Regions from separate parts of the Homo sapiens genome. Here region 1 is linked to region 2. A link is an interaction called in ENCODE POLR2A ChIA-PET data of the cell type or tissue named here. Cell type or tissue: Panc1. All regions are shown on one strand. Links, peaks and the distances in the headings refer to the core of each region. The heading gives the core; the rest is flanking DNA.

Region 1 (11,044 bases), core at 1,750-9,749, 73 kb before region 2:
TTGTCAATTCTTTTTCTTTCACTTAATGCACTTATTTTAAAGGAGGACTTTATATCAGTATCCTCAGTGGCAAACCAATCTCACCTGCTTTCCACAAAAGATATCCAGTGATATGGTTCGCCTCTATGTCCCGACCCCAATCTCATCTCAAATTGTCATCCCCATAATCCCCACGTGTCAAGGGAGGACCCAGGTAGGAGGTGATTGGATCATGGGGGTGTCTTCTCCCATGTTGTTCTGGTGATAGTGAGTGAGGTCTCATGGGATCTGATGGTTTTATAAGGCAGTTTTCTTTGCTCTTGCTCACTCTCTCTTGCCAGCCACCATGTAAGACATGCCTCTTCCCCATCTGCCATGATTGTCAGTTTCCTGAGGCTTCCTCAGCCATTTGGAGCTGTGAGTCAATTAAACCTCTCTTCTTTATGAATTACCCAGTCTCTGGTATGTCTTCATAGCAGTGTGAAAATGGACTAATACAACCATAAAAAATAAATAAAAACAAAATAGTAGTACCAAATTCTGGTTAGACTGGGTGCCCACCAAGGATTTGAGATGGATTCTACTCTCGCTTTGTATTAAAAAGGGTAGTGGGAATTAGCAAATGTTACTGAGATGTTAAAGACGTAATAGTACCAAGTTGAGACATTCTTCCTGACATAATTAGGAAAATTAAAAAGAACTGAAAAAGGAGTAACTGCCTCCCCGTCTGTCTGAGTGTTCATTCATGTCCAGTCCAGTAGCGCCCACTGGTGACAGCAGGCACTTTATGAAAGACAGACGTTAGAGGGGAGGGAAGACAGGCAAGGAGGGAACTGATGAGCGGGGACAAGGATGACAGTCCATGGTAACGGTTTTCACACTTGAGGCTGCAGATCCATCACTTGGATCTGCAAAAGGCAGACCAGTAGCCAAGCTCCTAGAGATTCTGAAGCCCTGTGCCTGGGTCGTAGCCCTGGACTTTGCATTTTATTTTATTTTTTTCCTTTATGACGTGAGTTAAATCATTTACAATTATCATGATTCCTGATACATTTGAACTTGTTTATTTCTAATTCCTATGCCCTTTATCTTTCTGTTTTCTTCTTTTTTTGCATTCTATAGTATTGATAGGGTTTGTTATGCCCTTTGTCTTCTCCACTGGTTTGGAAGCCCTTTTTTTCTAATTTTTATGGGTACATAGTAGGTGTGTATATGTATGGGGTACATGAGATGTTTTGATACAGACATGCAGTGTGAAATAAGCACATCGTGGAGAATGGACTCTGCATTTTAGTCAGCACACCTGCTGCTGGTTGGTGGAAATGTCTTTGAGAAACGCTGGCTGGGTAGATGAGTTTGTGACGGGGAGGGTTTCTTGGAGCCCCATCCCGAAGACTCGGGCTTCACTGCTGACTGGGGCTTGTGATCCTGGCACGCTGCTGCCATCCTTGCAGCATTAAAGGCGTCATCTGCAAAAGGGGTGACAATTCTACCCTGCCTCTGTGAGACCCCAGGAGATGGCTGACAAAAAGCTCTGTGGAGAGAGGTCAGGCCCTGGCTGTGCTGATGGTGAGCTCTGAAAGAGATTCCAGGGTCAACACTAAGGTCAGGGAGAAGGGAGCACCAAGGAGAGAAATCCCAGAATTTAGCCCTGAATGAGGCTGCCCCCTCCCTACCTGTTGGTCAGTGATAATGATGAGGTTGGTAGTAGCGAATGACTGGGCATCTACTGTATTCCTTAGGAGACTGTCGGCGGAGCTGGACTGGAACCCAGGTCTCCAAAGCCCGTGGCATCGGCCTTTGTGCTACCCCTGGCTGCCCTTCCCCACATTGCCTTTCTTTCCAGAACTTTCACCAGGGCCCCCTTGTATCCAGCACATGGCCCACACTCTCCAGCAGCCTTGTCTCTGTGCTGACTGCGTGCTCCCCTCCTTGATTTCAGGAAACACAGCTCCTCCCGGGCTCTCTATTCCCCAGGAGGTGTCCAGAGCAGGAGGCTCCCCCACTCTGGTACCCTACGGTCCATGGGATTCCCATCTCTCCACATAAAAGTCCTGTGAGAGAGTGCTATGGGATGGATTGTGCCCACCACCCCCAATTCATACATTGAAGCCCTAACCCCCAGTACCCCAGAATGTGATTGCATTTGGAGATAGGTCTTTACAGAGGTTATTAAGTTAAAGTGAGGTCATTAGGATGGGCCCTAATACATAAAATATGCCTGGTGTCCTTACGACAAGAGGCCATTAGAACACAGACACACACAAAGGGAAGACTGTGGGAGGACGCAAGGCAAAGATGGCCACCTGCAAGTCAAGGAAAAGGGCCTCAGAAGGAACCAACCCTGCCAACACCTTGATCATGGACTTTTGGACTCTAGAATGGTGAGAAAGAAAAGTCTGTTGTTTAAGCCCCCGGTTCGTGGTGTTTTGATATAGCAGCATTCTGTTCTTCTCCTGCTGCACTTGATAAAACTTTGGGATCACCTTGCTTTGGGATCACCTTAGCGATGACTGCCAAGCTGGGAACAGTTCAGAGCAGCTTAAGGCTATGGCACTGTGACTCCCAGGGCTGCAGCTGTAGCTACCACCGTCAGAGACAGGCCCTGAGGAAAACCACTGCCTCGATCACGGGGCTATGCTCACTGTGCAGAGCATCTCCCCAGCCCACTGCTTGCTTCTCAGGGGCAATTTGAATATGTTTATTATTCTGGTGAAGCCGCTCCTAACCAGACCCATCCTGCAGCTGGCTGTAAGCTATTTCATTATCTCTTCACTTAGCAGATAAAAAAGAAAATGGAACTGAACATGCTATGTCAGAGCAACCCCATCCCCATGGCCACGCACACCCTGATCTATTTAATCCAGGCCCTCGCTTCCCTCCCAGCCCTCCTCCCGAATCTCTCCAACGCTACCCAAGAGAATGCAAAAGGCCAGGCTTCTGCATTTAAAATTATACTATGAAATAGAAGAGCATTACTCTGAAGAGGTACAGGAATTTTCCTGATGCTATGTCTAATTTTGTGAACAGATATTTTGTTCACAGGACAAGAATCCTGTCCAAGCACCACACTAATGGGACCTTGAGCCAGCAACTTCTTGCTAAGCCCCTGATGGTGTGCAAAGCAGGAAGTGCAAGTCCCACCCCATAGGAGCAGCTGGGACTGAGTACCCATGACACGCAGATGCCTTTACCAGGGTGGCTGGTGGCACAAGGCCCCACATGAAGGAGGGTCCGTGTTTGATTTAATGCCCGGTACTTGCCATCGTGAAATCCTTAAAGCTTTGAACAAAGGGCCCTGCATTTTCTTTTTGCACTGGACTCCACCCATTTTGTAGCTGACACTGCTGTTACCTACAATCATGCAGTCCTTACAACAGCCTACAAGTAGAGCTTAGATCTTCATGGTGTGGTAAAGAAATTGAGACTCAGAGGAGGGAAGGCGCCTGTTCAAGGTCCTGCAGCTCATCATAGTTGTCAGTGCCAACGTCATCATTATCCTCTCCAGCAGCCCACCCGTCCTCCCAACTCTCTGGCCCACCGCCTGGGAAGCAATTTGCAGAGCAGTTACACAGTGTAAATGACCACGCTGATCATTTGTTTTCCTCCCATTCCTTGTCTTTCCCTACTGGAATGTAATCTCCATGCAAGTAAGAACTTGCCTGAGTTTCGTCCACTGTATTTTAAGTAGACAGTAGTGCCTGGCACACAGTAAGCTGTGAAAATGTGATAGAATGAATGGAAATAGATGATTTCCCAAGACTCCCTGGTTAGGAACTGTGCTGTGACCTTGGGTCCTTTATCTTCATTATTCTTTAGTTCTACACCTCAAGGAAGAACTGCTGTCCCTGTTTGATGGATGAGGAAGCTAGACTTAGAGCATTTAAGTCTCCAGGTCAGATTGTTAATAAGAGACAGAGCCAGGCTTAGAAACCAGGTCTCTCTGATGCTGTTGGAGGGAGCATTTTCTCATGGTATCTTCAGCTGAGCACCAACCAAGACAGCAGCTGCCCTCTCATCTGCAGCACTAACACAGTAACAATCCCCACAGCCCCAAGGGGCTTTCGATTGAATGAGATCATGCCCGTGCAGTAGCCAGTTCAGTGTGGCATGGAAAATGTGGTCAGCACATGCTAGGGGCTGGCCATCTTTGTCCCTCCACCATCCTATATGGGACTCTGTTTACTTCTTGCCTTCGCTACCCAGAGGTGTGGATTCAGGAAATAGCACATGGATTATTTGTAATACATTTCTTTTTCTGAAAGTGGCTCTGCCATATCTGCCCCCACCTTGCTCCCACCCTGTGTCCTTGGGGCCCTGTAAAGATGGTAATGGGTTCTGGAAGCAGCTGTCTGGGTTTTTAATCCTGGCTCTTCCATCACTTACTAGTTGAGTGTGGTAGTCAAGATTCTCCAGAGAAACAGAACCAACAGGATGTGTGCGTATGAAGGAGGGAGGGAAGGAAGGAGGGAAAGAGATTTATTTTAAGAAATTGGCTTATGCGATCATGGAGGTATAAGTTCAAAATCTGCAGACAGGCCAGCCAGCAGGAGACTCAGGAAAGAGCTGATGTTGCAGTTCAAATCCAAAGGCCATCTGCTGGCACGATTCCCCCTTGCTTGCGAGAGGCCAGTTTCTGTTCTGTTAAGGCCTCTGACTGGTTGGATGAGCCTGCCTGCATTATGGAGGGCAATGCGCTTTACTCAAAGTCAACTGACTTAAATGTTAATCTTACCCAAAAATACTCCCACTGAAACATGCAGAAGAATGTTTGCACAAATATCTGGGTACTGTGGCCCTGTCAACGTTAACTCATAAAGTTAACCATCCCGCTGGTGACCCTGGGAAAGTCACTCAAATTCCTTGAGCATAAGACTCCTTAGCTATAAAATAAACAAAATGAGTCAGCATATCCTACACCACAGAAAACTGCTATGAGAATCAAATGAAATAATACATGTAAAGTGCTGTGAACGGTGCCGGATAATACAGCCACAATGTCGCCTTGGGGTCATCTGCATTCCTCCAAGGGCAATTGGCTCCTTCCCTCTCATCTGTGTCCTCCTTCCCCTTGGGTGGCAGGAATGCAGGGAGATGTGAAAAGGTCCCCTGGTCCCTCTCTGTGGTCAGGGGTCCCGCTCTGTGGTCTTCCTAAAGAGCAAAATTCCCAAGAGTTCTCAGTAAAAAGACCCCAGCTTTTATTCCCAGTCTCAGTTTTACTGCTTTCTGTAAGACTCTGTCTGGTATTTCTCTTCTCCCGAGCAAGGTTTTCTTATTTGGAAATTGATCATGTTTAAATGTTTGATGTATTCATTAAGCTTTCACCATATGCCAAGCCTGGACTCATTCTTTTTTATGCAACATTGCATTTAATTCTCACAACAGCCGTTACAGACAGACATGATTAGCTCACTTTACAGATGAGGAAACTGAGGCTCAGAGAGGTCAGGAACCTGGGGCTATTGCTTCATACAGAGTTAAGGTCCCTTCCAGTGTCAACAGCCAGGGCTCTCTGACTCTTATGCGTTTTGGCAGCATGTCCCCTTGGAGGATACTCACAGAGAGATTGGGCCCTAAAAATAGCAATTCTTAAAATATTAATTCACCGGAAAGGTCTCCACGTCGACTCTGCTTTCAAACCAGGGCTCCCACATTTCTAGTAAAATCAGGAAAGAGAAATCTCTGGTTTTGTGGGGCCACCCTGGGCCCTGCAGTCAGCCGTGGGTAGGTGAGTGTGGGTGTCCGGGCCTGGAGGGTGCGTATTTTTCAGCTGATCTGTGCCCACCGCGCCAGCTTGTCTGACTCCCACATACGTATTCATGCTGTGCCTCAAGAGGTGATGCTCCTGCCCTCCCCTGTCACACGAGGCAAACTGAACATGCCTGGCTCCTGGTTCCACCTACCCCTGGGACTCAACAGCTGTGACAGTCATCCCAACCGGCTCCCAGAGGAATCCGAGCTGACCACTGGAGCTTCATGTTTTAATGAGGCTATGCCTATGTGCCAGAGGTTGGCGACTAAGAATTCCAAACAAAATCCTCCCCTGAACGAGCCCAGGACTCGTAGCATCCCATTGTGAGCCAGCTCAGATGATCTTTCTTGCCCAGAAGCAGAGCAGGCCTCTCAATCCTCAGGAGGCATTGGAACTGCACAGGGGCTTATGGGAAATGGAGGTACCCAGCCCTGCCACAGAGGTGGAGGCTGTGACCAGCCTGGGGTGCTGCACTGGTAATAGGGACCCTTGTTTCTGAAACCACTAGGCAGTGGACTCACCCTGAAAAGACAGGTGATGAGGCATCAGCAGGGGCAGGGCCATCCTGAGTCCTGGACCTCTGGGGCTGTGTCTGATTCATCCATTCAACTATCCACGCAGCTCTTTACTGAATGTTTTTGTGTCAGACTCTGTTGTAAGTCCTTGTGATACAGCAGTGGGGGGATAAAGTCTCTGCTGTCATAGTTTTATATCCTAATGGGGAGAGAGACACAACACGTGGATACAGTGTCAGGCATGATAAGGGCATGGAGAGAAATGAAGGAGGGGAGGTGATAGGGAGCGCTGGGGAGCTGGGCGATCATCACAGGGAGAGAGGGAGGGGTCCTGTGCACATCTAGGGAATGGGCCTTCCAGGCCAGGTAACAGCAAGGCAGAGGCCATAGCGGGGGACAATGCTTGGCTCAGCAGACCAGTGCAGCCAGACGAAGTGAGTGGAAGGAGGATGGAGGGGGTAGGCCCAGCTCATCAGGGCCCTGGAAGCCTTTGAGAGTACCTGGGTTTTACTCTACGGAGAAGTCCCGAGAAGGGTGTGGGCAAAGGCTGACAGCTCTGCCCTGGTGAGCATGGGCTGGAGAGGAAAGGGAAGATGCAGGAACTCTGGAGGGGAAAATGCTCTGCAGGTAGAAGCAGCAGGGTTTGCTATTCAGGCAGATGTGGGGTGTGGACAGTGTAGTCAATGGTGACACCGAGACTTGGGGAGTAAAAGGTGCTGGAGGTTTGAAAAGAGAGAGAATGCCCTCTAAAATGGAGAATGAATGAACAAGGAGGATATCCCAGGGTTGGGGCAGGTCAAAGAACCCACAGAGACACTGTTAGGGATTGGGGATTTAGAGGGAAACTCAATTCCCTGGTTGTATTTTTCTGCAGCCACGTTCAGCTGGGTGGGCGCAGTGCGGAGTCATCAGGAAGTAGAAATTAACCAGGCTTTGGGTTCCGCCAGGTGAACAGTCAAGGGAGTCGAGGATGTGGGAAGGCGTGACTTCAGTGAGAGACCATGGAGTGTGGGCTGGGGAAGTCGGTGATGACCCTGATGGATAGCAAGGAGGTAAAAGGTGGGTGGATTGTGGGTGCCCGTGGGACTGAAGAATTGCAGGAAACAGAAGGAAGGGGCTGTGACGATTCCAGAGTGGGATGTTTGAGGAGACAGGAGAGGCCAGGTGTGGCCATGGAGTGAGTGGCGGAGGCAGGTGGAGATCGAGATCCTAGGAGAAAGAGGAGTCAAGAACTTAAGAGGCCAGATGCCCAGTCACACGGTTGTTGCCATCACCAAGGTCATTGCTGGAACTGTGTTGCAGATGGCAACAGTGACCAGGAGTGAAACCCTCGAGTCGTGGTGGGACTTTTCCGAGCGTCCACAGGTGACTGCAACAAGGAAGGAAGAGACGGGTGACGTGATGGCCCCAGCTCTAAAGATGGTAGGGGTTGGGTAGGAAGGAGCAAGGGTGAGGCTTTCCCTCCTGGCCAGAGCTAGAGGGAATGGGGGAGAAGAACAGGAGGGTTTAGATTAAGGCAAGAGGGTGGGGGAAATGTTTGAAGAGAGGGACCTGATGCTGACTGTGAATTCCGAGGGGACAGAAGAAGGTCTGGGTGTCAGGGCAGGTGAGGGAAGAAGTCAGATGGGGGGATGTGCCTGTGTTTAGGACAGGATTCCAGGAGACAAGAGTGGCTTCGAAGCCCCGTGCCCATGTAAAGGGATAAAGGGCATGGTCCCAAGGTGGGTGACCATGCTGAGGTTGTGAGTGTTGGAGGGAGGGGGGTTTTGGCGTTTGGCTGGGGGTTCTGGCTCCCTCTGCTCCCACAAGTGGAGATGGCTACATCAGGAAAGGCAGTGTTTCCAGAGGCCAGGCATGCTCCGGCAAGATTACTAGGTTGGAATTTTATCACCTGGGAAATGAAATGACCACACTCCTCCCAGGGCTGCTGTGAAGACAGGTGTGGTGTGTAACCCTTCTCCTCTGCAAAGATCTCCAGGTCGTTTGTTGCACTTAGAGCAGAGATCTAAGGCTCCTGCACTCAGTCCATCCTCATGGAACCTACACAGCCTCCTGTGCTGCTCCACCTCTCCTGGCCTATGGCCCCCACACACACCCTCAACACACAGCCACAGCCACAGCCTCGCCCACAGTCCCACCCACAGCTCCACTTAAAGCCCCCACCCACAGCTCCACCTACAACCTCACCCACAGATCCACCCCTAGCTATACCCACATTCCCCACCCACAGCCCCACCCACAGCCCCCACTCACAGCTCCACCCACAGCCCCCACTCACAGCTCCACCCACAGCCCCCACCCATGGCCCCACCCACGGCTCCACTCACAGCCCCTACCCAGAGCCCCCACCCACACCCACAGCCCCACCCATAGCCCCTACCCAGATTTCCCATGCAGAGCTCCACCCACAGGCCCCACCCACAGCTCTTGGCCCACAGTTCCTGGCCTTTGTACTCCCTGGACTCTTCCCAGCCGTCTGTCTCTCACACAGCACCCTCACTCTCCCCCTCTATTTCCCTCAGCGTATCATATTATGCAGTTTTATCTTTGACTGTCTCTTGTTTTCTTAGCTCCTGGGTAAGCTCCAGAAGGCAGGTCTCAGTAAGTATATGTTGAATGCTGGAAAGAGCTCCCGGCTGGTGTGAGTCCAGAGCCCATGCATAGTGCAGGGTGGAAATGGTGGGCCAGAGGGAGGGGGAGTGGGAACCATGGTAGAAGCAGGAAAAGGTAATTCTTGATGGTCCAAGAGCACTGGCCATGGAGAAAGATTGATCCAGACCTGAGCCCAGTTTGAAGTGCACATATTTGTAATTTGACCTAGTAACTGAACATCTCTCAGCCTCATTGTCTTCATCTGTAAGGAGAGGGAGAAACACAATTATTTCTTAGATCCCTTTTGGCTCTAAAATACCTTTCCCAATGACCCAGATAAAATCCACACTGTCAAGTTTACAAGAGTCAGGAAAGCAAATTTCAAATCCCAGCTCTGGCACTAATTTCCCAGACAACTCGAAGGAAGTTACTTAACTCATCTAAACGTAGGTCCCCTCATCTGGAAAATGACCAGGTCGTTCCGGGTGGTGGCTGGACCCTCCATTGGGTCCAACTCTCGGATTCCAATAGAAGTCACGTGGATAGAGTCGGATTCAGCCTTGATACGAACTTGAGATCTTTCCCGCATTGTCCTCAGAAAGCTGGATGAGGAACATGAGGCCGTGGCCTGAGCGTCTTCACAGAAATAGGAAGCTCTCGAAGAGTCGCAGCATCTCACAGGCCCAGCCACTTGGAGCCCGCTGGGAAGGCTGGATCCAGGAGGAAAATGAGAGACCACGTGATCGTGGCAAGATGCACACTGCTGAACGTGAATGACATCAGACGAGAGCTGGGCGGTGGCCCCTGGGAAAGCTGGGGGTCACAATTAACTATGATTAACTGTCAGCAGGAAGCGCTCGAGGATCCCAGCCTGGACCAGGGCCTGAGCCCCAAGCCAGGACCTGACGCTGATTGGCCTTGTACGGAAGCCTGGGCCTCTCTGGTTGCCTCATGACAAATTTACAGACGGGATAATGCCACCAGTGTCTGTTGAACACCTGCTGGATGCTGGATGCTGTGCCAGGGCTGCAAATCTAGGAATGGGCCCTGATTCGATGGAACTCAGCACCTACTGGGAAGGACAAGCCTCAGTCAGATAATCACACAAGCACATATACCCTGTGCTCACTGCCAGGCCAGTGACATGCAGTGAGGTACAGGGAAAACTCAGACTGCAACCTGGTGCACCCAGGGCTTGAAGGAGGGCTTCTCAGAGAGAGTGATGCCCAAACTGAGAGGTGACGGGTGCAGAGGAGTTGACCAGGCAGAGATTGGGGCCTGGAGGAGGGCACTCCAGCCGTGCATGCAGACACAGGACCCTGGTGTATTTGAAGCATGCACAGGTCGGTCAAGCGACTCTGCCCCTAACATCTCTGCCCCACCCAGAGGATGGAAATGGAAGAGCACCAGATGGGCATCAGAGGAGCTGGCATGCTTCTGCCACTGTTTTGTTTTTTTATTCGTTTGTTTGTTTTGAGACAGAGTTTTCTTTTGTTACCCAGGCTGGAGTGCAATGGCACAACCTTGGCTCACCGCAACCTCCGCCTCCTGGGTTCAAGTGATTCTCCTGCCTCAGCCTCCCGAGTAGCCAGGATTACAGGCTCCTGCCACATGCCCGGCTAATTTTTGTATTTTTAGTAAAGACGGGGTTTCACCATGTTGGCCAGGCTGGTCTCAAACTCCTGACCTCAGGTGATCCCGCCCGCCTCAGCCTCCCAAAGTACTGGGATTAGAGGCATGAGCCACCACTCCCGGCCACTTCTGCCACTTTTTAACTATGACCATGGAGAAGTCGCTTCACCTCTCCAGGCTGCAGTTTCTTCATCCATCAAAAAGAAGATAATGCTGGGTCTCTAGGGCTGGCAGGTGGATTAAATAAATCACAGTATGGGAAGGGGCTTTGTGAACTGCAAAACTGCACAAATGTGACAAATGGTCATCATCATTTTGGCGTCCACTCCTCCATGTTTCTTTCTGCCACCTCCTTTTCCTTCTAAACTCCCTGCTAAGTAGGGATGGGTGCAGGGGATGGGAGAACTAATCATCACTTATTGGGCAACTTCTATATCCTAGGAACTGAGTAAGTCCTTGACATACAGTATTTCATTTTATTCCCATTTTACAGATGAGAACAACTGAGACCCACACAGTATTGGAGTAAGGATTTGAACTGCTGTTCATGTGTGAGGGGCTTCAGAACATGACA
Region 2 (11,044 bases), core at 952-8,951:
CTAAGCAGAGAAGTGACAGCACAGTGGTCATATTATACATAGAACCACATATGTCTGGGTTCAAATCCTGACTTTGCCACCTAGACTCTCAATGGTCTTCAGTGAGCCTGTTTCTTATCTATAAAATGGGGAGAACAGTAGTACAGGCCCGTGGTACAGGTTTCTCCACCTCGGCACTATGGACATTTGAGGCCAGATGATTTTTTGTGGTGCGGGACTGTCCTGTGCATTGTTAGGATGTCCAGCAATATCACTGGCCTCCACCCATCAGATGCCAGCAGAACTCCCCACCCAGTTATGACAATCCAAAATGACTCCAAACATTGCCACATATCCCCTGGGGGACAGTTGTCCCTGATTGAGAACCACTGCCATAGAACAACCAGGAGGACTAAGTGGGATCCTGCAGGTGAGGCCATTAGCACAATGCATTGCACCCCCATGGAGTGGGATTTCAAGGAACCCTCGCCCCTTTCACATCACCTAGGACTTCTACCCTGGGAGGACCTGCTTGAAAGCCTGCATCCTTCCCACTTTAGCACCCTTCAACCACTAGAGACAGGCACGGAGAGCAGAGGCTGGATCATACCTGTTTGCTGACCATTAGCATGTAAGGCCTATGGGCTTCATGAGCAGAGATGTGTTCCCATCCACATTCTGTGCTTCTTGGTGCCCACTCCATGGGGACATGAGGACTTTACCCTCTTTGCTCACCCATCAACCACCTCCCTGACCTGGTGTTAGCCTTGCCTTTGACCCCAGTCAGCACTTCTCCTTAGGAATGGGTAGACAGAGAAGGTTGAGGGTACAGAGAGGCCAGCGAGTGGAGGGAGGTTGCCCAGAGCTCCGCCGAGAGGTGAGAGAGCGGCACTGAGTACCGCTGGATGTACAAGGCGTGGGTGGGCTGAACCTGGAGAAACAGGACCAGGTAACCTCACCAAGGGAGCCAGTAGAGCACTGTGCCAGGAGTCACAAGCCTGGGAGGTAATGGAGTCTGTGATCTCCATTCAAAGGAGGAGGAAGGACCTTTGTGAATTGTTCAGTGTTTTCAAGCTGTGCTTCTCAGACTCTAGGACCCTGCAGAGATGATTCAACGGTTCCAGGGGCAGGGAAAGTGTTTCTCTGGGGTTTGGAGGTTTAAATTGCCTAAGGAACTGTTTTTCACTTTCATCTGTTCTGTGTTTGGGATTTTGAGTAAAAAGATTTTGGGAAAAAAAAATTGGATTAGATGGTCTCCAAGGCCCAGCTCAACTTTAACAGTGAAAATGACAGACATCCGGCAATTCTTTTCCTCTGTCTTCTATTTTTTGGTAAATTGGCAAAATTTTTTTTAGAAACCGAGTTTCCTGGAATAGAGACATACCCACACTCCATAATAAGTATATCCAATGTCCCACTGCTAAAATTGCTTTTACCAGCAGTACATGGAATTACTTTACCTTATAAATACCACCTGGTATTCTGACACAGCATATCCTAAGGCCAGCGAGTGAGAGAACTCAGCATCAGTACAAGCAGACAGGATATTGATCTTAATATTTGCCAGTCATCTTATAAAAGAACCTACGTTTCTCTACAACCACTCAAACAGATGACGGCTGAACCTGGTGCCTAAAGCTGTGGAACTTGTTTTAGTCATCATGTTCCGAACTCATTTCTAAATGTATTTCCTGCACTGGCTTCCTAGTGCATTGGAGTTATTATTATCATCATTGTTTTTGTAATTGGTCCGGTTGCCTCCAGAAGGAGAGAGAATTACAGAGATTAGGGAGAGAGAGAGAGAGAGAGAGTAGCTCATGTGGAGGTCCAGTGGAATAGCAGAATTGATGAGCACCTTGAATGACCAATAAGGAAACAGGGAATGAAATGTAAATGATAAGAAAACATTTACATTTGTTTCTGGCTGGTGTTCAAGTTGGGTGCTTGGATTCTGGGTCTCTGGTGGCAATGCAGAAAGACCAGGGGATGAGAATCGGGGACATTGGGAAAGTCTCTTTTCATCTCCCAGCCTCAGTTTCCTGACGTTTGAAATGAGGGATGAAGTGCCCCATCATTGTCCAGGGTCTTTGCACCTCCTTTTCAGGGTAGGGGTGGGACTGTTTTGGGCAGAACTGTTTATTGAAAAGCAAAAAAGACAGGAAGGAGCAATTATAAATAGTCCAAAACGGCTGGGTGCAGTGGCTTACGTCTGTAATCCCAGCACTCTGGGAGGCTGAGACGGGCAGATCACCTGAGGTGAGGAGTTCGAGACCAACCTGGCCAACATGGTAAAACCCGGTCTCTACTAAAAATAAAAAAGATTAGTGGGGCATGGTGACGCGTGCCTGTAATCCCAGCTACTTGGGAGACTGAGGCAGGAGAATCGCTTGAACCTGGCAGGTGGAGGTTGCAGTGAGCCGAGATCATACCATTGCACTCCAGTCTAGGCGACAAGAGTGAAACTCCATCTAAAAAAAAAGAAGTCCAAAACTGAACTCAGCCCCAGCTCATCTCCCAGTGGTAGCCCTGAGCTCTGGGTCTCCTGTCCCTGCCCCTGTGGAAATTATAGAGAACTGCCCTTCCGCAAACATGCCCAGCAGCCCCATAGATTCCCTCCCCAGCACTCATTCCACCCCCGACCTCTCTTTATTGCCCATCTCTCTCCAAGACAGTGAGCTCAGTGCAGGAGGGACCATGTCTGTCCCGCTCATGCCGGGCCCCATCTACAGAGGTCACCAGTTCATCACAGGAGCAGAGTCAAAGTCAGCCACCTCCTGGAGTGAGAGCTCTGTAGGGCTGCTGTTCATTACCTGTGATGGCCGTAACTAAGATCCACACACTGGGTGGCTTAAACAGAAATTATTCTCTCACAGTTCTGAAGGCCAGAAGTCTGAGATGAAGTGGTTGGCAGGGCTTGTTCCTCCTGAGGCTGAGGGAAGGACCTATTCCAGGCCTCTCTGCTTGGCTTGTGGATGGCTGTCTTGTTCACATCGTCTTTCCTCTATGTGTCTTTCTGTGCCATAAAGTCCCCCTTTTATACGGACTCAGGTCACGTAGAATTAGGACCAACTCTAATGACTCGATTGGATTACTTCTAGAAAGAGCCTATGTCCAAATAAGGTCACATTCTGAGGTCCTGGGGGCTAGGACTTTAGCATATGAATTTGGGGGACACAATTTCCCCTGTAGCAGCAGTGGTCAGAGGTGAGCCTTGGCAATTCACACTGCCTGGCCTTTCACCTCAGTGCCCAGCTCCAGGATATAGTGCCTCGGTTTTGTCTTCTGTGAAATGGTCATGTTAACAGTCACCAGCTCATAAAGATTCTATGAGCTTTGTGTCACGTAAGGGGCATTTTCAGTTAAGATCGGCTCTCATCATTCTAACTATGGTAGTTGTTTCTGGTGAAGTGCGAAGGGATCTCACACACGCAATGATGGGCAGAAAATGCTCGTTCATGGAAGTAACTTTCCCATTAGATTAAAAAAAATTGAAGAAAGATTTTTTAAGTGTTAGTGTATCAAGTTAACTAGACTTTCTAGAGAGCCCACGGGTTTTGGTTTTGCTCTGCCTATTATACGGTGAAATGGACAGGTCCTCACTCAATTAACAGATAAGAGAGAAGGTGCCACTCAGGAAAAAAAGCTCCCTTCTGGGTGTGCACATCTGAGGGGGCAGAGGCGCACCCCTGAGGGCCAACATCTTCTCCAGGGCCTCCTGTTTGGTAAAGATAAAGGTGTCCCTTCACTCCAGGGAACTGTAGCCCTACCAAGGATCGGGACCCCTCGCCCCTTTGGGCGGGCGCCTTCTGTCTGCAGCAGCCCTGTGGGAATTGCCGTTCCATGAGGTTGGAGCCAGGACCTTAAGTGCCGCAGTGTTACCCACACAACATGTAGGCTCGATCACGTGGTGGTGACAGTCCAATGACCACAACCTGGGAGGGTGGCCAGTAAGGTCAGTGCAAGCGGATCATGCTTCTACATATGCCGCATGCATAGGAAATCAGCTCCTCCCCTGGCGGGGTTTTCAGCATGGAGATAAGGGGAGTTCATTCCCAACTCTGGCATCTCCAGATCCTACTGGTTTGCAGGGCTGGGCTTCTTGGAACTTTTCCGAAGCAAGAACTCAAGGTGCAGCCAGTACAAGTGAGTGTTTTTTCACAGTGTGTACCTGGAAACCCCAAACCCAGGGACCAAGGTGGCAGTGGGATCCCAGTATGGCGTCTGACTCAGGGTCAGCGTTCGCTCAGCACCTGCGGAGGGACTGAGACGTTCACTGTCGCCATGCTCTGGGACCCTGCTCGATGACAGACACTACTGGGGCCCCGAGAACACAGAAATGAGCGTGGTCAAATTCCCCCTTTGAGCAGCCCACAGCTTCGTGGAGGAGACAGACAGCACTAATTTTACTGGCACATATTAATGGCAGTCAACTTCATATGGGTTAATCACGAATTCATCGCTCAGATTTCTCCAGGATCAGTTTGTTGTACCACCACACGTGCCAGGGAAACTGTTGTTTTTGTCATCCCAAGACATGTGGCCATGATACCAACCTGAAAACATCTTGGACCGCAGTTCAGCTGGAGAGGCTCTGGGAGATAATGTTCATGGGGGTTGGGGCAGGGGGAGCGGGGACCGGGAGTGCACTGCTGCTCAGAAGCACTCCAAGCCTTGTCCCCAGGGTCACAGTCAAGAAAATCTTCCCAAGCTTTGAGAGGGGCTTAGAAGCAAGAAACTGCACATGGCAATGTTGAGAAAACATGGTCAGGAGGCTTCATTTTCTACCAAGTTCAGAAACTGGGGGAGAGCAGAGCTTACACATCCTCACTGTAGGGAGGGGAGGACAGGTGAGAAGTCAGGGGACGAGGCTGGGGTCCTCCCATCCCTCAGCCCAACCACACCCAGACACTGGCCATCTCAGCTCTGTCCACCCCATGGGCCAGTTCGGCCCGGACAGGGAAAGTGGCGGCCAAGGCCCAGCAAGTGGGGGCTATGACTGGAGGTGTCCGTGGGTGCCTGGTGGACGGCAAGAGTCAGCCCGCAAGCCTGTGACTGGAGCAGGGACTCTGGTGTTAAGCTGCTGACAGTGAGTCCTGCCTCTGGCATTTGTGGGCTGTGTGACCTCGGTGAGCCACCCCTAACATGCTGTGGCCACAGCAGCAGCACCCACCTGCCAGGTCCTGCACTGCCCCCTGGGCCTGGTTACTGTTGGCACTTGGGTTCGGGCCACCTGCTCTGCCGTGAAAGAGAAGCACCCACTGTTACTTGAAGAGGAAGAATAAACCATCCCTCATAATCATACAATCTTAAAATGCGGACGGTGCCTTCCAATGGCTCTCTCTCTGATTCTGGCTGTTGTTCTTTGATTGCAGAGGCCGTACGAAATCCACTCGGTCACGCCCATCGATGAAATCCTCAACATGTTCAAGGTGGAGCGTGTCCACTACTCCTCCACGTGGTGCAAGGGGATGGTGGCCCTGCTGAGGAAGGTAAGGGGGCAGCTTCCAGCCTGCCCCGCCAGGGAGCTACGGTGAGTGTAGAAACAGCCATATCAGCAAACGAAGGGGTGAGAATACAAATGGCATACTCGGGGTAGAGATGATCAAATCAGCTGCGCTCAAATGCCAAATGCCGTGGAATAAACGCTGTTATGGGGGTGCGTGCAGATCAGCACACCTCGGAGGACTGTGGCGGCTCTGACCGCAAGCCCCTAGGCTCTTGTCACTCTGCTACGAGCTCCTAATAAACGGAAATAATGCATGTGGGGTTTTTTTTTTCTTTTTTTTTTTTTTTTTTTAATATACGGAGTCTCACTCTGTCGCCCAGGCTGGAGTGCAGTGGCGCAGTCTCGACTCACTGCAAGCTCCGCCTCCCGGGTTCACGCCATTTTCCTGCCTCAGCCTCCTGAGTAGCTGGGACTACAGGCACCCGCCAACACGCCCGGCTAATTTTTTGTATTTTTAGTAGAGACGGGGTTTCACCATGTTAGCCAGGATGGTCTCAATCTCCTGACCTTGTGATCCGCCAGCCTCGGCCTCCCAAAGTGCTGGGATTACAGGCGTGAGCCACCGTGCCCAGCCTGCATGTGGGTTTTTTAAATCTGCTGCACATGGTCTTTTCACTCAATGACCTTTAAGAAATTGGGTATCTCGGCTGGGCGCAGTGTCTCACGCCTGTAATTCCAGCACTTTGGGAGGCTGAGGTGGGTGGATCACATGAGGTCAGGAGTTCGAGACCAGCCTGGCCAGCATGGAGAAACCCCGTCTCTCTAAAAATACAAAAGTAGCCACCTACAAAAGTAGGTGGCACATGCCTGTAATCCCAGCTACTTGGAGGCTGAGGCAGGTGAATCACTTGAACCTGGGAGGTGGAGGTTGTGGTGAGCCAAGATCGCACCATTGCACTCCAGCCTGGGCAACAAGAGCAAAACTCTGAAAGAAGCGAGGCGAGGCGGAAGGGAGGGAGGGAGGGATGGAGGGAGAGAGGAAGGAAGGAGGGAGGGAGGGAAGGAAGGAAGGAAGGAAGGAAAGGAAAGAAGGAAGGAAGGAAGGAATCAATCTCCTTGACTTTCTGCAGGAACTGTTGCTATTAGACTAAAGCAGTGGTTCCCAAGGTATGGGCCTAGGACCAGCCAGCATCAGTGTCATGTGGGAGCCTGTTAGAAACGCACATCCTCAGGCTCCACCCAGACCTGAATCAGACACCTGGGGTGGGCCCCACTGTCTGTGTCTCCATGAGCTCTCCAGGTGGTTCTGGTGTGCACTCCAGTCCGACATGGGCGGGAGATCTTGGTGCCCTGCCTTTAAGGCTCCCTTCACATCCTCCACGATGCATGGAGCTGAGTCTTGCATGGAGCTGAGTCTTGTGTGAGGTTGGCACCCAGTTGTTTTTAAAGGAATGATGACAATAGCAGCCAGCACTGTTTAGGGTCCTGCGTTCTGGGCCATACGATGGCTCTTCTCCCTTACTCCTCCCAAGCCCTGTGAGCAGGGAAAGTGTCACTATCCCAGTACCAGAGATGAGAAAGCTGAGGCATAGGAAACCAAAATCATTCAACCAATGCCACAGAGCTATTAAAAGGCAGAAGCAGGATTTTGATCCAAACTCTCCTAACTTCAGGTCCCAGCTTTTAATCCCTACATGGCTATAATGGCTTGTTGAATTATTAATCTGTTAAATTACTTTAAAGGAAATCCACCACCTGGTTCTTGAGAGCTTGTTTGGAGGCTCTAGCAGGGCAGCACAGCTACTCATATACCCTTGACCGAAGACCGATCCTCCTCTATTGGGGATGGTCATCCTCTTTGACTGGGTGCACAGCTTTCGGAGGGATGCACATGGAGTCGTGAGAGAGCAAGGGGACACCTGCCTAGCCAGCCAGATTAGCCGAAGCAACCCTGGCAATCAATGGCATGACAGGTGTCGCAGCCAGATCACTCTCGCATCCCGTCACCTGGTTCTTATAAGTCAGTGTCTCTTAACCCTGACTGCTCATTAGAACCATGTGGAAGCCTTACATACCACCAATGCCTGCACCTCCCAGCCCACCCAAGTGACTCAGAATCTGGCCCTCAGGTCTGGACATCAGCATGTTTTCAGAACAGCTGCCCTGAACAGTGAACTTCCACATGGTATTGAAGTGGAACCTGCTTAAGTTGGCACCCACTGTTTTGGGACAGCCCCTAAAGAGTGGCAGCCATGATCAGCAGATGCAACCCCTGCTAGCTATCCCTGTGGGCTGTGACTGCAGCCACTCAATGGGCATAGGTGGGAGATTTCTGCAGTGACAGGTGTGTGTGAACTGGCAGGGGGCTCTGACTTCCAGCTCCACCTGTGGACCCTGGTGTGCCCCCCCCCCCCACCTTTCTAAGTATGTGCCAGGTCCTTACCAGTCCCATTTGGTCTCATCCTACCATGAGCTGGAAGTGGAGAAGTCTCCATTATTCCCCCTGCTTTCAGGGAGGCAATGAGCCCAGGGCACCCAGCAGCTCGCCCAAGGTCACAGCTGTTAAATGACAGTCCCGGGGCCAGGCCTCTGTCTTTTCATTCTTGGCCCCTGTGCCTTTTCAGTAGATAAGCTACAGGGTTTTGGCAAGTTGGGAGGCCCGCTGGGATGCCAGGTCATAGTCTTCAGCTGTTCTTATGCTACCTCACTCCTTATTAGCTGAAACTCAATTAGAAGAGAAGCTAAAAAGTGTCCCCTTGGCTACAAATGAGGCCACTTCATTAGGTCACAGAGATCACCTCGTAGCTGTCCAGGTATAAATTTTATTACAATTTGGTGCCTCCCATTACCAAGTTGGAAATCCTAAGATGAGGCAGCTAATTCTTTCTATTTGTAATTGGATGCTTCTCCAGACATCAGAGAGGCAGCCTGTTACAGGCTCCAGTCCCAGAAAGAAACATGGGGGCTGAAAGTCTGGTCCCTGCCCTAACAGTCCCTCACTGGATGACCTTGCAGAAGCAGCCTGACCTCTCAGTTTCTCCCTGGCTATAAAGAGATGAGTGCAGATGGCGCTTCCAACAACAGTGACCCAGACGGGGCACAACATCAATAGAGCGTGAAGAGCAGAGGCACATTAATTGCCCTGAGACCCCCTCCTTCAGAGTCCCCGCTAACCTTGAGGGATGCCCAATTCATGGAAACTCATTTGCCCTCTAACTGCAGCTCCTGACCAAGGATCCTGAGAGCCGCGTGTCCAGCCTTCATGACATACAGAGCGTGCCCTACTTGGCCGACATGAACTGGGACGCGGTGTTCAAGAAGGCACTGATGCCCGGCTTTGTGCCCAATGTGAGTGGAAGTCCCACCTGATGTCATGCCACCCCTCTGCAGGGTCCCCGCCTTGGTGCAAAGCAAGACTTTGGCAGCTGGCTAGTGAGCCCTCTGCTGGCCACTTCCACCTGAGCACCAAGGGCTTATGTCTTGCTGGAATTCAGGGTGAACTTGGGCCTGATTTCCAGGGTCCCAGCCGTACAGCTTCCCTCCTTGTGGTAGGTCCTTTGGGGGTGCCAAGCCTTCTCTCTGTCACTGAATCCCACCTCCAGGTGCTCAGGTCCAGGTGTGGGGATAGCAGGCTGATCTACCCTTCTGCCTCCACAGAGCTGACTGCCGAGTAGAGGAAGACAGGCAATGACCTACCCCGACAGGGCAGTCAGCACTTGTTGCACAAGCTCGGAAGAGGGAGAGGTGGGATGGGAGGGGCAGAGGCAGGGGCTTCTTTTAGGAAGGGTCGGCAGAGACCTAGAGGTAAAGTGAGGGAACCAGGACTGCAGGGATGGGCACTGAGCCTTCCAGGCAAAGGGATCGACAAGATCACACTCTTGAAGGCAGCAGAAAGCCTGGGTTTCAAAGAACAATTTTATAGCATTTAAGGGAATAAACCAGAGGGAATATAATAGGAAATGGGGCCAGGAGGGAACACATGCCACACCAAAAAGGCTTCCAGAGGCCACGGTCAAAGTTTTAGGTTTTGTCCCCCAGAAACTGGAGTGTTTAAGGCAGGGAAGTGAAAGCATTGGATTTACATTTTAAAGGAGGGTTCTGGCAGGAGCTGGAGGCTCCTGGGTCCTCCAGGACAGACGCTGAAAGTTTGGACCTGCCTGGAAGCCTCCTGTGGTCCCTTCCTGTTGAGCAGTTGCATTTCTCCTAGAGGGAATTGCAGAGAGCACCTGAGGAATAGTGACAATTGGGATGGAAATCCTGGGTGACATTCCAGTTCAGCCACCTCTGCCATCTGTGACCTAGGAGAGCACACCCCACCCGCTCACCTGTCCTTGCCCTGCCCGGTAGCAGTGGTGTGAGCAGGAAAGAGACAACATTTGCTCTTTGTTGTTGCCTGTTCCAGCCCCGTATTATGTGAATGGAGGTGGAGACTCCAGCCTGGAAGGCAAGAGATTTCTAGGCTGGTTCCTGGGGAGCCTCAGACGTCCCTGGCTAGTGTTTCATGTCAGATTATTTTAAAGACTTCCGTCACTCCTTTTGGTGCAAAAATAATGTCTCCCCACATCAGTTTCTCCAAGAGTGCCAGGCTTCCAGACCTTTTTCACAAACCGTGGTAGCAGCGCACACGCACGTTTCTGAACACAGACCCTCCCCAGCCTGCCCAGTGTTCACCACTGAATCCAACCGAAGCCAAGCCTGGCTGATGCTCATCTGTTCCCGTCCTCTCCCTGTGAGCAGCGTTGCATCCCCACCTGCTTAGCCAGTTCACCTGGTCCAGGGCTGGCCCTGCTCTCCCCTGAGCCCACCTTTCTCCCCACTTCCCTCGCAGGCAGGGCTCCAGACAGGCTATGGAATGGCAGGTCGCACAGGGCTTCGTCCTTCATTCTTCCAGGCCTGGCCATGTGCCGTTCCCACTGCCTGGACCTCCTTCTGCCCGCCCAGACCTGCCTAACCTTAGGGAATCTGCCCGGCTGGAAGGCTTCCTTGACCCCAGAGTGGACATGGTGCTGCCTCTGAGTTCAGAAAGCTCCCTGGCTCTTCAGACACCCCTCGGACTGCTGTGGGAACAGGCCATGGGGACAAAGTGTCCAGGGCAGGCTTAGCATAGAGTGGCTGTTCAGGTAGAGCTCTCTGCTGTTCTCCCAATATAATTATTTTAGGGTTTCACTTGGCCAACTGGGAGCTCTGTGTGCCTGTGTGGGTATGTGTGGAAGTGTGTCTGTGTGTATGCCTGTGCATCTGTGTGTGCATGCCAGTGCATTTGTGTGTACCCATGTGTCTGTGTGTCTGTACGTCTGTATGTCTGTGTGCATGCCCGTGGTGTGTGTGCCTATATGTCTATGTGTGCCTGTGTATCTGCGTGTGTGTGCCTCTGTTTTTGTGTCTGTATGTGTGTGTGTGTATGTGTCTGTGTGTGTGTACCTGCTTGTGTGTCTGTGTGTCTGTATGTCTATATGTGTCCGTGTGCCTGTGTGTGTGCCTATATGTCTGTGTGTGCCTGTGCATCTGTGTGTGTGTGTGCATCTGTGTGTGTGTGTGGTGTGCAAGTGTGCCTTGGGGCCGGCAGGGGCAGCTGCGGGGGCAATGGCTCAATGCTGGGGGCAGGCAGTCTGCATCCCA

Evidence for each region. Peaks named below come from ENCODE experiments on the same cell type or tissue, not always from the same donor. Only the 100,000 strongest peaks of a DNase experiment are listed, where the experiment ranks them.
Region 1: POLR2A ChIA-PET joins it to region 2 with 5 read pairs; 3 of 35 experiments call an interaction of 5 or more read pairs at or near these places.

The regions. Positions count from the first base shown.
Region 1 is chr4:5,377,450-5,388,493 of GRCh38, forward strand. All of the region lies in intron 4 of STK32B (serine/threonine kinase 32B), which reads left to right. Among named protein-coding and RNA genes, the nearest start is that of LINC01587, 140 kb to the right of the region's middle. In Panc1, for the core only: no CTCF peak of the experiment used is centred there; a DNase peak (open chromatin) is centred at 4,832.
Region 2 is chr4:5,451,456-5,462,499 of GRCh38, forward strand. STK32B (serine/threonine kinase 32B) reads left to right here. Exons shown (of 12, transcript NM_018401.3): 8 at 5,352-5,468; 9 at 8,648-8,773. It also overlaps the pseudogene RN7SKP275. Among named protein-coding and RNA genes, the nearest start is that of LINC01587, 68 kb to the right of the region's middle. In Panc1, for the core only: a CTCF peak has its summit at 8,878 (motif pointing left); a DNase peak (open chromatin) is centred at 8,896.